2 separate regions of the Homo sapiens genome follow, and region 2 is linked to region 1. Evidence: chromatin loops called from intact Hi-C (ENCODE). Cell type or tissue: heart right ventricle. All regions are shown on one strand. Links, peaks and the distances in the headings refer to the core of each region. The heading gives the core; the rest is flanking DNA. Region 1 overlaps MAPK10 (mitogen-activated protein kinase 10). Region 2 overlaps ARHGAP24 (Rho GTPase activating protein 24).

The links. Peaks named below come from ENCODE experiments on the same cell type or tissue, not always from the same donor. Only the 100,000 strongest peaks of a DNase experiment are listed, where the experiment ranks them.
Region 2: it touches region 1 in a loop (12-fold over the local background); 43 of 110 quality-filtered maps call a loop at or near these places.

What each region holds. Positions count from the first base shown.
Region 1 is chr4:86,040,578-86,048,923 of GRCh38, forward strand. The region is part of intron 11 of MAPK10 (mitogen-activated protein kinase 10); the gene reads right to left. Among named protein-coding and RNA genes, the nearest start is that of MAPK10-AS1, 75 kb to the right of the region's middle. In heart right ventricle, for the core only: a CTCF peak has its summit at 3,622 (motif pointing left); no DNase peak of the experiment used is centred there.
Region 2 is chr4:85,793,987-85,802,332 of GRCh38, forward strand. All of the region lies in intron 3 of ARHGAP24 (Rho GTPase activating protein 24), which reads left to right. Among named protein-coding and RNA genes, the nearest start is that of MIR4451, 76 kb to the left of the region's middle. In heart right ventricle, for the core only: a CTCF peak has its summit at 3,086 (motif pointing left); a DNase peak (open chromatin) is centred at 2,935; H3K4me3 peaks cover 910 bases; H3K27ac peaks cover 647 bases.

The sequences.
Region 1 (8,346 bases), core at 224-8,223:
AATGTTTTCATATCTTGGGAAAGACATATTCACGTAGAGGAAAGTTAAAGTTCTCTAATCAGATTCAATTCAAACAAGATTACACCAAGATATATCATAATGAAATCAACAAAAATCAAAGACAAAGAAAGGATCCTAAAGGCACCAAGAGAAAAGAAGCAAATAACATTTAAGGGAATGTTCCTATCAAGCTAGCAGATTTTTCGGCAGAAACCTTACAGGCCAGGAGTGTATGGGACAACATAATCAAAATGTTAAAATAAAATAAAAAAACTATCAATTAGGAATACTGTACCCCACAAAGTTGTCCTTCAGAAAAGGAGAGATAAAGTCTTTCCACAACAAAAGTTGAGGGAGTTCACCACCAGACCTGTCTCACAAGAAGATGCTTAAGAGAGTTCTTCAGGCTAAAAGAAAAGCATTCTAATTAGTGACACAAAAACATGTGAAAGTGTAAAACTCACTTACAAAGATAAGTACACAGTCAAACTCACAACACCCTAATACTGTAATGGTGGTATGTAATTCACCTATATCTTTACCATGAAGGTGAAAAGAAAAAAACTACTAAGAATAACAATAGCTACAATAATGTGTTAAGGCATCTACAACCACCTGATCTTCGACAAACCTGACAAAAACAAGCAATGGGGAAAAGATTCCCTATTTAATAAATGATGCTGGGAAAACTGCCTAGCCATATGCAGAAAACTGAAACCAGACTCGTTCCTTACACCTTATACAAAAATTAACTCAAGATCGATTAAAGACTTAAATGTAAAACCCAAAACCATAAAAACCCTAGAAGAAAACCTAGGCAATACCATTCAGGACATAGGCATGGGCAAAGACCTCATTACTAAAACACCAAAAGCAATTGCAACAAAAGAAAAATTGACAATTGGGATCTAATTAAACTAAAGAGCTTCTGCACAGCAAAAGAAACTATCATCAGACTGAACAGGCAACCTACAGAAAGGGAGAAAATTTTTGCAATCTACTCATTTGACAAAGGTCTAATATCCAGAATCTACCAAATTTACAAGAAAAAAACAAACAACCCCATCAAAAAGTGGGCGAAGGACATGAACAGACACTTCTCAAAAGAAGACATTTATGTGGCCAACAAACATGTGAAAAAAAGCTCATCATCACTGGTCATTGGAGAAGTGCAAATCAAAACCACAGTGAGATACCATCTCATGCCAGTTACAATGGTGATTATTAAAAAGGAAACAACAGATGCTGGCGAGGCTGTGGAGAAACAGGAACGCTTTTACACTGTTGCTGGGAGTGTAAATTAGTTCAGCAATTGTGGAAGACAATGTAGTGATTCCTCAAAGATCTAGAACCAGAAATACCATTTGACCCGGCAATCCCATTACTGGGTATATATCCGAAGGATTCTAAATTATTCTGTTCTAAAGACACATGCACACATATGTTTATTGCAGCACTATATACAATAGCAAATACTTGGAACCAACCCAAATGCCCATCAATGATAGACTGGATAAAGAAAATGTGGCACATATACACCTTGGAATACTATGCAGCAATAAAAAAGAATGAGTTCATGTCCTTTGCAGGGATATGGATGAAGCTAGAAGCCATCATCCTCAGCAAACTAACAACTAGCACAGGAACAAAAAACCAAACACTGCGTGTTCTCACTCATAAGTGAGAGTTGAACAATGAGAACACATGGACACAGGGAGGAGAACATCACACACCAGGACCTGTCAGAGGGTTGGGGGCAAGGGAAGGGAGAGCATTAGGACCATACCTAATGCATGCTGGGCTTAAAACCTAGAAGCTGGGTTGATAGGTGCAGCAAACCACCATGGCACATATTTACCTATGTAACAAACCTGCACGTTCTGCACATGTATCCCAGAACTTAAAGTAAAATTTTAAAAAAAAGTGTTAAGGGATACACAATATAAAAATATGTTAATTGTGACATCAAAAATTTTAAATGTGGGAGGAATGGTGGAGTAAAAGTATAGTTTTTTAAAAATGCAAGCAAAAAGTTGTTATCAGCTTAAAGTAGCTTGTTATAACTATAAGATGTTTTTGTAATTCTCATGGTAACCACAAAGTAAAAATTTATGGTAGAGACAAAAAAGATACAAAGTAGGGAATCAAAGCATACCACCAGAGAAAATTATTTTATCAGAAAAAAAAGACAAAAAAAGAGGGGAAGAAATGAACAAAGAACCTACAAAACAACCAGAAAACAATGAGCTAAATGGCAGTATTAAGTCCTTACCTATTAATAATTACCTTGAATGCAAATTGATTAAATTTTCCAGTCACCTTGGATGTGAAGGGGGCTGAGGGAATAGAAAGAAAAGACTCCAAGGTATCTCATTATCCAGATGAAAACCTGGATAGAAAGTAGTGCCATGAATTGGAAGGAGGAAGCATAGATTTGGTGTAGAGAGGAGATATGGCCAGTTTAATATTTAATATGTTGATTTTGCAATGCCAATTTCAATTCCAGTGACTGTTAGATTTATACATCTGGAACTCAGGCCAGCTCTATGGGACGATGTGTAGAATTGAGCCATTTATGATAATTAAAATTAAGGCTGTGGTGGAAGATAAGACTCCCAGAGAGAAAAGAAATAAGGGCTATAAAGAAAAAATTTCTGAGATGCACAATTCTAAGGGAAGAGAGAACAACCCACATTGAGCAATGGAGGCTGCAGGAGAACAGGTGTGCTGCCACCACAGAAATTAACATGCAGGGGTGCAGAAAGGAAGGTGTTGTCAGCTTATTCAAATGGGCAAATACATGAGATACCCATTTTTTTGGACTTGGCACCTAAGAGGCCACTGGTGAATTTAGAGAAAGCAGTGTCAATGTTTAAAAAGTGAACTGGAGTAATTGTGAGTAAACAAGGACTAATGTTTTATAGAGACTTGGCTATAAAGCTATAAGTCATACTTCCATTGCTAAAGGTAGAAGTGTAGTTAAAAATAAAGGTTTGCTTTGATTCTTTGTTCTTTGAAATGAAAGAGACTAGAACATGTTTATTTGTAAGAAGTAATTGCCACTGGAAACTGAAACATAGGACACACACAGAGAAGGAAGAGACCCACATGCAGAAAACAAAGGCTATAAATAAAAGAGTACAGTGTCCTGGGTTTTCCTGGATCTTGTGTAAATGACTCCATCACAGCATTATCATGTTTTCTTCTCAACATCTTCATCATTCTACTACCATTCGTAGAAAGTGGATTTTCATATATTATCTCATTTAGTCTTTGTGACAAACCTCCTATTCCAAGTATGCAACTGAGGCACACAAAGATTTAAAAATCTATGAGTTAGTAGCAGAGGCCATATTTAAACCCAAATCTAACTGAATACAATGTCTGTGTTCTTTGCATTTTTCCACCCCAGGCTTATAGTTCCTACTAATTCAACCTATTGAAATATATTTTAACGTTTTATTAGGCAAACAAAGCAACAGAGAACAGCAGGGAAAAAGGCGACTTTATCTCTAGCTGACGGGGCTCTTGAAATGCTGTTAATCAGGATTCTAGATACAAATTTCCACGTCCACTCAGAGGGGCGAGAATGTGCAATATATTGTGATGCTGCCACCTTGTGGCAAGAAAAAATGAAAACATTAAGAGGTGCTTTGTGTGCATATTTATCATTTTCAATTAAATTGCTCTAGTTTATGGTTCAGCTACGGCTGCACATTGAAATCATCTGGGAGTTTTAAAAATACTGCTGCCTAGATCCCACCTCAGAGATTCTGATTTAATTGTTCTGGGGTGAGGCCTTGGTGTCAGGATATTTTTAAACTTCCCAAATGATTCTAACATGCAGCAAAGATTAAGACCTCTGCTCTAACCACTTATACAGTAGAGAAGCAAGTCTTGTCATTTGCCTAGTTATGTTTCATTTGTATAGACGCAAAAGAAAACATTCTAGAGAAAGTAGGTGATTTTCTCTCAATCTTTAATGGCATCTAGTTCTTGGTAGAATACAATGATTTCTGGACAGATATATCATATACTATGATTTTAAAGAACAGGACAAAGAAATTTGTGAATTGTAATCAAAGTGGACACAAGATTTGTGTCTCATAATCAAATGCAGTCCGTAGACTAAAGTGAGCAGGGAGAATCTCTGAGCCTCATAATGCGTCACAGGTTTTCTGAAAGGAACAATGGAAAGAGCACTGAAGCACCATTGACTCTGGCACTAGTAAGATGAGTGACCTTGAGCAAGTCACTCAGTTTGCAATGAAAGATTTTCATCTACTGCTTTATTCAAGAGAAACTAGTTCCAAATGTTCAACAAATATCATACCAGGTAATTCAACAAAACTTTCTTAAGTACTTGCAATGCGAAAAGCATGGAATTATAATGTGTTATAAATGGAAAGCACTAATGTTGCTTAGAGACATCATAGCATTAGGTGACCAGAGGAACCTTTGAAAGCTAGTAATGCAAATTTTAATTATGATCTGAACTGAGTGTAATTAGAAAGCTTAATTACATAATGCTCCAGTGGTTTGGCAAAGAAGTTGAATTCAGTTTTCTCTATTTTTCATTCTGTTCTGTAGTTTTCTCAGATTTATTTATTAGCTCTACACCATCAAAAAGTGTAATCATGTCTTGAAAATGAAATTTCTCTTTCCTGCTCCTTGGAAATTAAAATTTTCTATGGTTCTTTAACTGAAAAGTTTCAGTAATTGCACCACCAATCACCCAGTGCCTTGGTCAGGAATCTTTCTTTCTTCATTCGTTCATTTAACACATATTTATTAACCCTCTACCATATGATATTACTCATCTTTGAATTCCACCTCCCTTAAATTCCAAATTTAATTATTTACAATTCATGTCAATTATTAGCTTCTAAACATCTCTTGAATATTCTGCCCATGTCTACAGTGATTTAGATTACTACAGATCTATCCTCCTGCCTTCTAGCTCCCTTTTCTCAACTCCAGTCCCACACTGCAGACAGTGGCCCTTTGAAACTTCAAATCTGCTAATGCTATTGCCCCACTTCCTAGTGAATGGCTTCCCTTCACCCTAGGATAGCATGCATGGTACATGACAATGCTTGGGAACTCCTTCCTTATCTGGTCCCTGCTTACCAGCCCAAAATAATTTCTCACCCTTCTCCATTAAGTCACTCAGAAAGCTTAAAGCTTTGCAATTCTCTCCACCCTCTCTTGACCCTGGGATTTTTGCATATACCCTTTCTTCTGCTTGCCTTTCTTCACTTGGATAATTTCTTTTTTAGCCCTTCATGTTCCTGTTTGAAAATTAATCACTCCAAGCAGCCTTCTGTAACCCACATTACTGGGTTATTTTTATGTGTTTCCAATGTACAATAAGCTTAAAATTTGGAATACGTATCATCAACATTTACTTATTTATCTTCTCACTAGACCATGGGACAAAGAATTGAGAATAAAAGACCTAGGAATCCAACTTACAAGGGATGTGAAGGACCTCTTCAAGGAGAACTACAAACCACTGCTCTCTATTTGTCTGTTATTCGTGTATAAGAATGCTTGTGATTTTTGTACATTGATTTTGTATCCTGAGACTTTGCTGAAGTTGCTTATCAGCTTAAGGAGATTTTGGACTGAGATGATGGGGTTTTCTAAATATGCAATCATGTCATCTGCAAACAGGGACAATTTGACTTCCTGTCTTCCTATTTGAATACGCTTTATTTCTTTCTCTTGCCTGACTGCCCTGGCCAGAACTTCCAATACTATGTTGAATAGGAGTGGTGAGAGAGGGCATCCTTGTCTTGTGCTGGTTTTCAAAGGGAATGTTTCCAGCTTCTGCCCATTCAGTATGATATTTGCTATGGGTTTGTCATAAATAGCTGTTATTATTTTGAGATTTTGGGCTGAGACAATGGGGTTTTCTAGATATACAATTGAAAATCTAGAAGAAATGGAAGCACAGTATATAGTACATAGTAGATATCCAACAAGTATGAACCATTGATGAAGAACAATTATTTGCATTCAAAAATCTACGATATATTAACTCGGAAAAATTGGTCAGGTAAAGAGATGAAATAAATTATGACATGTCTGACATTACTCAAATAATTTTTAAAAAGTAGATTCCAGCTTTTGATATACACATATTAGCCACACAATCATGGGCAATGTGCTTAACATCCATTAACATCCTGAGCTTTAGTGTCTTCAATTCTAAACACAGATACATTCATTCAGCAAATATTGATTATATGACTACTAAGGGCCAGACAGTGTTCTAGGTAGTTGGGATACAGCAGTGCCCCAAAGAGTCACTGTCTCTCTTTTTACGCATCTTAAATTCTAGTTGATGAGACAGATAATAAAAAGAGATATATAATGTCAAACAGTGACACATAGAGAAAAAAGATTAAGAGGCTAGAGTGTAACAGAGTACTATTCTATTTTTTCTTTTTAGTTTTTTTCTTTTTGTTTTTGTTTTACTTTTTAAACTATTATTAGTATTATTTTTACAAACACTTGTACCAAGGGCTGACTTTCAATAGATCACAGCAAGGATCCCCTCTGCTACATATGAAACCCTGACCCAGAAGCAGGTCATCTACTTATGTTTTAGTGCCAGGTTACACACGAATGTGTGTTACATGACGGGCAAGGGGGCGGCCGAAGAGTACTATTTTAGAAAGGATGGTCATAAAAGGCTTCTTTGAGAAGGTAACATTTGAGCAGAGATTTGAATGAAGTAAAGGAGGGAGCAATGTGAATATCTGGAGGAAGAATGTCCCAGGCAGAAGGAAATACAATGCAAAGACCCTAAAGGGGGAGCTTGCTTGGTGTGGTAAGGAAACCGCAAGGATGCCATATACTGGTGCAGAGTGGAAAAGGGAAGCCTAAAGGTGATATCAGAAAAGTAGGCAGGAGCCAGACTAAGTAGAGCCATGTTTTCCAAACTGCAGTCATGAAAACAAATTGGTGTCATCACTAGCACCTTTTAGTGTAACTAAGAAGAGTAAAATGAGATAGAAAATATCAGTGTATGGTTTTTCTTTTGTGTGTGTGTACGTGTGTGTGTGCACGCACGTGCACTTGTACACGCATGCTGGGTTGCAATGTAAAACACCCTTCTTACTATGGGTTATGATAAAATTTGAAACAACACTGTGGTAGGGCCTTGCAAGCCATGATAAGTACTTTGAGTTTTGTTATAAATATGATAAGAAGCCATTGGAAGATGGGAAGGTGTTAGCTGAGGAATTATGTGAATGTAACGTGTTTTACATTTTAAAAGGAAAATTCTAGGCATTCTGCAGAATGGACCACAAGGGACAAGAGTGGTGCTGAGAGATAAGTCCCAGAATATTACATGGTCCAGGGTAGAAATGATGTTTGCATAGATGAAAGGATGAGAAGTGATCTGAGTCAAGGTATATTTAGAAAGTAAGTTCAGTTAAGAGTTGTTGAGGATAGTCATCATTTTCTAGAGTTTTTATGAGGCTTAAATAAGATTGGATATCAGAAAGGGTTTTATAAACACTAGAGAAGTGCTCAGCAGAGTACAGCTGAGTTCAATTCAAAGGGCATTTACTGACCATACACTATGCACCTGCCATTACTCTCACTGTTTTCTCTGCACTCGGTAGATAAAACTGAATTTCTGCTCCCAAGGAACTTTACAGCAGTAGAGTTGTGGAAGATAGACATAAAAATGAATCACTGCAGCATAATGCACAATATGATAATGGCATATGGAAGGTTCTAAAGAAAATGAGTTAACTTAAAATTCTGAGAAGCAGTAGCTTTTGTTGCAAGCCTTTCTTTTCATAGGTAAAAGATCACATTAGCCCCAAGGATATTCTGTAGGACAAATATGAGCTAAAAATGAACTAGAAAATAGCTCTAGGTGAAAAACACATCGAACACAGATATTGCTGAGTTAGTCTATTAAAGCCACATGTCATTTGCACTTTTGCCCTACAGTCACAAAACAAAAGCAAATGAACAAGGGAAAGAGGATCTTCAGCCCTCCTACATAAGTAACATGAATCAATAAGGAGTCATCCTGGAGACCACAGAAAACCACACTCTTCCAGTTAGCATCAATGAATAGCCCCAGGATACAAATCCACAGTGAATGAAGAAACATAGCTACAGAATTAGAAACATTATTAAGGAAAATTGATTTGAGTATACTTCACTAATGTTAGAGGGATAATATTATATTTTAGGTTGAAATGTAATAATTTTTTTAATTCCAAAGTGTCTATTAATTTTAAAATATACATACTTTTTGTTACAAATATTTATTTTTCCCCTTCATACCACTAATCTCTGTGAAAAAGTTTAGAA
Region 2 (8,346 bases), core at 15-8,014, 250 kb before region 1:
TTGTCATACAACTTGCTATTTTCTTTTGGGAACAGTATTTCTCATGCTCAGAGGAAATGGCTTAATCAAACAATCCAAATATATTAATATATCATAGAGAGGGATAAAACTATATATTCTGGAACTCTGAGGGACAAAATTCTTTGTACTATATCTTTATTTTTAACAGAAGGGTCTATTTTCTATTACCATTTCTGCTATTTGTAAGAGTAGTTTCCAACAGCCGAATGGGGGCTGTGTAAAGCCATTATAATGCAGTTTACATCTGTCAAAAGGATATCTGAATTCCATTGAAATACTAAAGTGGTAGAGTGAAACAGAGATGTTATATGCCACTGAAGATTATTTTTCTAAAGTTTTCAGAACACTTTTTGTAATATTATTAAGCCAGTGACATGATCAATGATGTGTACAAAGGGAGAAAGAATACTTCCCAAATATAATTGTATACAATGCTTTTTAAATATCCTTTCATCTTCAAAGTGTTACTGCATATTCTTTTTTATTTTTTTTCGAGACAGAGTCTCACCTTGACCCCCAGGCTGGAGTGCAGTGGCATGATCTTGGCTCACTGCAACCTCCGCTTCCTGGGTTCAAGAAATTCTCCTCCCTCAGCCTCCCGAGTGGCCAGGATTACAGGCATGCGCCACCACACCTGGCTAATGTTTGTATTTTCAGTAGAGACAGGGTTTCGCCATGTTGGCCAGGCTGGTCTTGAACTCCTGACCTCGTGATCTGCCCACCTCTGCCTCCCAAAGTGCTAGGATTACAGGGGAGAGCCACTGCACCCGACCTGCAAATCCTTTTATTTAAACATTAGCTTCAACATATTTTAGACAATTTCAATTATGTGACTTTTGAATGAGTAACACTGAGCCTGCAGCCATGCAGGCACTCTCTTTTCATCTGCACTGGTTGGTGTGACATTGTTCTGCAGCTGATGAAATAAAGGTCCACCCTCTTGTACCTCTTGGGTTATCCCCCTTAAACAACAGCTTGAGAAGTATAATGACTGGGGAAAAGGAATAATGTTTACTCAGCAAAGATCCTTTTCGGAATTCGTAGATAATCTCCAGTGCCAAGGAAGTCCCTCCAGGAAAACAGAGGAATATTACCTCTCACCACCATGCTTCTTCCATTCCATGTTACAGTATTGCCTACTTCAACACTTTCAAAACTGGCATCAGTCTCAGAACTGATGTGTGCATGGATATAGAAATTTATACAAAGTTCATACATAGGAATTAATGTTATTCCTGAGGCAAGAAAATACAGTAATAATCTAATGGCCTTTTCTTCATCATTCTCTCTGTGTTGGCTCTATTTTCTATTCCCTTCCTTTTTCTCCCTCTGGAATGCAATATGGTGTATTGGTTGTAGATTCCAGCATAATAGAGTTGACACCCTGCTTGTTTGGGTTTTTGTCAATGGTTCTTTAAGTTTTAAAATATTATTGATCTGACTTTAGTGGCAAATTCTACCTAGAATATTTTTCTTGTCATTTTAATTATTTGGAAATTTGTAGATAAGTGACAATTATTAAATACTCATATCCAAATTATGGGGGTCCTTCTTGTATTTTGGCAATCAGAATCTGGAACAAGACTCTTTATTTGTATGTTATTTTCTCACTTGGATAGTATCTTTGAGAGACCTTACAGATTTTGTTATTTTGTAATTTTAACATGACCACACAATTTATGTCTCTTCCTCAAATAGGGGAGATATTTTCAGTTAATGTAATATGGTAAAAAAAAAATTAAGCTAAGAGCAAACACAAAATAATAAAAACACAAAGCCAAAACTAAAAGTAACTTGTAGTATTTCTTTGCTTAAGGATACACAGCTTATTGTACTTGTATCTTATTAATATATTAAATCTTCCCTCACTCATTCACACATGCTCAACTTGACTCATTCACACATGTTAATATTGGATAGTCTCTGGATCAATATAGGTGCATTAACTGCTTAATGTTTGATTGCATTGATTCACCATCACAGAGTTCCCAGAATTCCCTGGAAGAAGGGCTGTTCCCTGGATGTGGGAAGGTATGCTGCATGAAACATGTCCCTCATAATATTAGGTTGGTGCAAAAGTTATCACAGTTTTTGCCATTAAAAGTAATAGTAAAAACCGTGATTACTTTTGCACCAACCTATACATTCTTGTATCAGAGTTGTGAAATTTACCCACAGTTTAGTTTTATACCTACTACACACACACACACACTCACACACACATATATACAATTTAGAGAAAATTCCAAGTTATCATTATAATATTATTCCTAAGTAGCTGAGAAAAAAGTTTGCTAGAATTTGAATTTTTGTTAACAGTGTTTGAATATCAAGTCTATCTTTAAAAAATATGGGGCTTTCTAAAATAATTTTCTCTACATTAGCCTTCCTATTAATTTAATGCATCTCAGTTGTATCAGAACTTTTCTAGTTCTAGTTACAAAAACTCAACTCAAGCCAACATCAGCAAAAAAATGGAATTTATTAGAACATAAAATTGAGAAGTCCAAGGGAAGATCAGCCTTCAGGCATGGCGTATCAATCTGGGTCCAATCAGGAGAGAGAAACCGCATAGTAATTTGAACAGGGACAGTTTAATATAAAGAATGATTAACTATTACAGGGAATTAGAGTATGCAGGGATTGGCTAATAAGTAAAAAGTACTCTAAAGAATATAAGAATAGCAGATCTAAGGAGCAGCCACTACTTCTGTCGGGGGGAATTGAGCACCCAAGGAAAAGCTCATACCCGAGGCTGAGATCCAGAGCTCTCTGGAGACGCTATGGCCTTGACTCACTAGACCTCACGGTGGTGCTGTGCCCATAGAATTTTCTGCCAAGTCCTCCTTCATTTCATGCTTGAAATTAGCCCTCCAGAGTGCCAGAAAAATTCATGTGGAGGTATCTCACTAGAGGACTCTGCTACGAAACTGCTTTGTGAGGAGGGACTGCAGAAGCTGGGCACTGAGGAAGGTGTGTACACTGGAGGGGCTGGGTGCTGGAGAAGCTGCCTGTGCTGCAGGAGCCTGCGGAGCCAGCATACAGGCTCTAGGAAGCAAAATCCCATTTTCTTCTGCAGTGTCTCTCTATCGCCCTCTACTGATGATAGAGTTTAGCATGGTAGCAGCTGGGAAAGGAAAAAAAATTTTTTTTGTTTTTTTTTTTGTTTTTGTTTTTGTTTTTTGAGATGAGTCTTGCTCTGTTGCCCAGGCTGGAGTGCAGTGGCGCAATCTCGGCTCACTGCAAGCTCCGCCTCCCGGGTTCACGCCATTCTCCTGCCTCAGCCTCCCCAGCAGCTGGGACTACAGGCGCCCGCCACCACGCCCAGCTAATTTTTTTGTATTTTTAGTAGAGACAGGATTTCACCGTGTTAGCCAGGATGGTCTCAATCTCCTGACCTTGTGATCCACCCGCCTCGGCCTCCCAAAGTGCTGGGATTACAGGCGTGAGCCACTGCGCCCGGCCGGCAAAGGAAACATTTTTAAAGGGACATATCCATTTTCACAGAGCAGGCAAAAGGATTAATTTATAGCTAAGGTGGACTGATCTAAATATTCAAATGATGTTAGCAGGATTTGCTTTTTCTCCATTTCTCAGCATTGCTTTCTTCTGGGTAGTTTCATTCTAGGCTGGCTGCCTCCATATTATGGTATGAAGAATTCAGCAGAACAAAATTTCTCTTCTTGTCAATTGTCACAAAAATCCCAGAAGTTAGTATGTTGACTCTAATTAGCCTGAATTGTGCCACATGGCATCCCCAAAGCCAGAAGATGTGTTATTATTTTTGACCTCATTAGATATTATGCTTTCCCAACCCTGCCCTCCTCAGAATGCCATTATCAGACTAAAGTAATTATTTCGGAGGGGAAAGGAGGGGGGCAAAACAACCTTGAATAAATAGAGACACAATATCTGAAGAGCAAAACTACAGAATTTACTGCATGCCTTAAATGCCTTATATCCTGTTGGGCTTTATTTTTAAAATCATTTTACAAGGTTCTAGATCATAAAAGGAAATTAAAGTCATCCAGCTTAGTCAAATCCCTTGAGTTTACTACTAAAAAAGGAAATTCAATGTTTGTGGTTTCAAACCTAGAATTTCTGTTAAAACTGAATCAAAAAGTTGCAAGATATAACTTCTTTTTTAATGATGAGGGGCCCCATCTACTTAACTAAACATATTCCCCGAGCAATAGTGGTATGCCTGTGTCATCTGATATAACTCAACAATTTGGATGGAACCCAAGGCATTATGCTCAGTGAAAAGCATATCTCAAATGGCAACCTACAGAATGATTACATTTCATATAAAATTCTTAGAAATGGCAGAATTATAGTGATGGAGAACTAATCTGTGAGTGCCAAGAGTTGGGACTGGGGAGAGAGTGTGACTATAAAGGAGCAAGAAGGAGCTTTTTGGAGTGATCAGACAGTTGTGTGTCCTGATTACCATAGTGGTTTCACAAATCAATATGTATGACAAAATTCCACAGGACTGTACACCTCCCCACAATGCAAAAAACATGAGTGCATGTAAAAACTTGCAAAACTCCAATAAGGTCTGAGTTTAGTTAATAGTATTGTGCAAGTGTGAATTATGTAATACTGGTTTTGCTCATTTTACTATAGTTTCCAAAGATGTTATCTGTAGGGGAAGCTACCGAAGTTACAGAATAAATTTTTGTACTATTTTTGCAACTTCTAAATGAGGGTAAAATTATTTCAAAATAAAGTTGGCAAAAATGATAGTTAAAAATTGTAGCAAATTGAGGGAGATTTTCTGGTAAGAATCGGGAAACAAAGTTCTTTTTAATTTTTTGATTTTTTCATAGCAAACAAAAAAGTATTAATAATTAGCTTGGATATAGAAGAAATAAAATGGGTGCTTACACTATTCTAAAAATGAAAGATATTTTAATAATATTAGGCTTTAAAAGCAAAGAAAACAATTACAAAAATGCATGCAAATAAAGAGGACAGAAAATTAGAAAATTAGTATGAACCACCCTATGGTACTGAAGTCAGAGATATTAACATGGAATAATTTTTTAAAATATATGCTGAGAATTGTATGTGTGCACATGAATTAGCATAACATGCATATATTTCCTAGCTGTATACACTGAGAGAGGCTGCAAAGTGTGAGGCCCCAGTAACAGTGAGCACACTTAATGTCCAGATTTTGGTTTCTAAACATCATCTTTCAAAAAACAATAACTAGAATGCCTTGGAGAGTTCATTGATTCCAGGGCAGGTGCAGAGAATCTGGGACACCTTGTGTACCAGATTTTAAGGATTTGCTAAGAAAAAAAAACAAAAAACAAAAACAGTGGCATATTGAAAGGGCCCACTAACCAACTTGAAAGAGCTTCTAATGTTCAAAGTGGGAATAATTTGAGCAAGGAAAGAAAGATAGTATCAGATTATAACCCAAGGACTATGATAAAATTACATGAGTCTATACTAATAGAAATAAATTACTGAAAAATTTTAAATGAGGTAGAAGTGAATATTCTTTCTTATAGAAAATTCCAAATCACAAATATCCAAAGAATAAGGAATATAGAAATCACTCTAAAAATAATAATTGCTACAGGAAAATCTATCTATGAATGCTAAAATTGGTGGGCATAATTTGAAGTGGAACCAGTAAATTTGCATAGACTCCAAGTATCTCTTTTCAAATATTTAATAACTATAAAGAGAAAGATGCAGCTTTTAATGCAGAATCCTGGCAGCATCACTTAGCCAAGTGATCAAAGTTAATACTACTGGTAATATACTGATATCACGTGCCTCTTGAGTGACCTACTGAGAGGTCACATCCTCTCTGTGTCATCATTTCTAATAATGTGTAACCTCAATCTGATGATGAGAAAACATCAGACAAACTCAAATTCAGGGGCAGTCTACAAAATCACAGACTAGTCATCTTCAAAAATGTCAAAGTCATAAATGGCAAAGACAGGAATTGTCACAGATTGGAGAAGACTAAAGAGACATAAAAACTAAATGCAGCATGAGATCTTCAATTGGATCCAGGAACATGACAAGTAAAAAGCTGGTGAAAGCAAAGTAATCTCTGTAGTGTAGTTTATAATACTGTACCAAAATTAATTGCTTAATTTGGATAATTGTATCAAGGATATGTGAGATATTAACACAAGATAAAGCTGGGTGAAGAGTATACAGGAACTCTATTATATTACCTTTGCAACTCTTCTCTAAGTCTAAAATTATTTCAAAATTTGTAAAGCTTAAAGAGAAAAATGTTTCCCAGGTTATTGTGACAATGAATCGGGCTTGAGAATCACTGTGCTGATGATTGGTGACTGAGTTTCCTCCAGCTCTTTGCTCTTGTACCAGAGAGTAGAATTGCTCAGATAGAGCAAAGCAGAAAATAGGTCCCAGGCTGAATGAAATAGGGCCCAAATGGTAAAATAGCAAAATCTTAAACCATTGCTGGACATAAGGTAGGAATTAAGAAGAAGAACAGGAGGAGGAAAAGGAGGAAGAAGAGGAGAGAGGGGGAAGGGAAGGAAGAGGAAGAAGAAAAGGGAGAGAAGGAAAGGAGGAAGAGAAAGAAGAAAAAAGAGGAGGAGGAAAATATGCTCAAAGAAACTTCTGAATAAAACTTAATTATTAGAATACAAATCTTATTTCATTAAGCCATATCAAAAGGCTGGAACAATTTCTGCTGCATAGCAACTGAAACAGTCTACATTGAAACAATGCTTATAACCATGTGGCCCTCTGCTAAATGCTGGGAATTTTAAAAATGTTAATGTTTGCCTTATATATTATTCAAGAACATTTTAGCACAAGTAGTTTATTTCCTAGATATTCATAAGATAAATATATGCAGCTTGCATACTATTTTCAGTTGAAAGTTCTCAATAGGAGAAAAAGATCATTCATATTAAGAAATCATTCAAATTAAAGCGTCCTTTTTTAAGTTAAATACATAAAAACACAAAACGTTTTTAGTTAAATACATAAAAACACAAAGCTTGGTACGGCTCTAAGATGAACACAACATATGCCTCAAATGTGAACTATGGATGGTTATGTCTCAGTTATTAATAGTCATTTTAAACTATCTATAGTTTTATATTTTTTATCCTTTTTTTGTTCAAGTATAGCAATTTTAAAGTGCATTAAAAATAACAGTATAATTAGGTGATAAATTTGCTAAACCTATATCCTACTTTTTACTCAGATTCTCCTATTATAATGCCCACCAGATTAGTAGAAGGGTCTGTGCCCTACAAATAGTGCTTTATGTTGTATGATTAGGAAATATTAAATGAAAAATATTGATAACTATATTTCAAGTGTGGTCTAAGTCTAAATTAGGTAAAAGCCTGGGAAAAGTTATCAAGTCTTGCTGTACTTACTTAAATATTATATAACATTTTTCATATACTTGTAATATGATATAAGGCTTCTCTTCCATATGGTTGGTCAGTTGCTCTGCTACAGGAATTTTCTTTCCAAGTAAAAATTGAAATATGTATATTTACAGTGTCATCCCTTGGGCATATGTATAGATGGTGTCTTATGAGATTCCCTAAGTAAAATAGGAGTAACTGAAGTGGATTGCTGAGACTGTTACATTTCTCTGTACTTTAGAAATCATATGAAAATTATATAACTGTTCCCTGTAGATCAAACCATGTGCTTGTGTAGGCAGCAGCTACTTATTCCAACAAAACACGGCTTGTGATCCCCCTTGGGAAGTGAGCCGGCCATCTCAGGCAGGCATTCCTTCCCTGGCAATATGTTAGCCAGACATGGTGAACCCATTATTAATGCATCCATGTATGATAGGTGTATTTACATTATTCAAGCTCAAGAGAATGATGGAGAAGACCACAGCTCTAGCACCATTTTTATTTGGGCTGGATTACTTTCATCAATAAAATGGTATTTCTCCATGAAATTAAGATACATACAAAGCCAAATGACATTTGAAAGATGACTTGGTGAACCTGGACTCTGAAGAATGTGCCGTGTATGTAACAAGTTTTTAATAATTCAACTAAGCTATTTTATAATGAAGTGAATGTCACAGAAGATGGAAATCAATAAAATTCATTAACTAGGGCCCCTTCATGGATAATGTTTGGATAAGAATTAATAGCACTGGCTTCTTGATTTCCCAATATGACCACCAGTTGCTATGTAGCGCTAACCAAACGACTTTACCTCTCATAATCTCGTATCCAACTCCAAAGTTTACTGTGATGATTAAGATAATATTTATATGACCCACCTATATAAAAATTTCTCAATGAAGATAGCACCCTCCATATTCACTGCCTA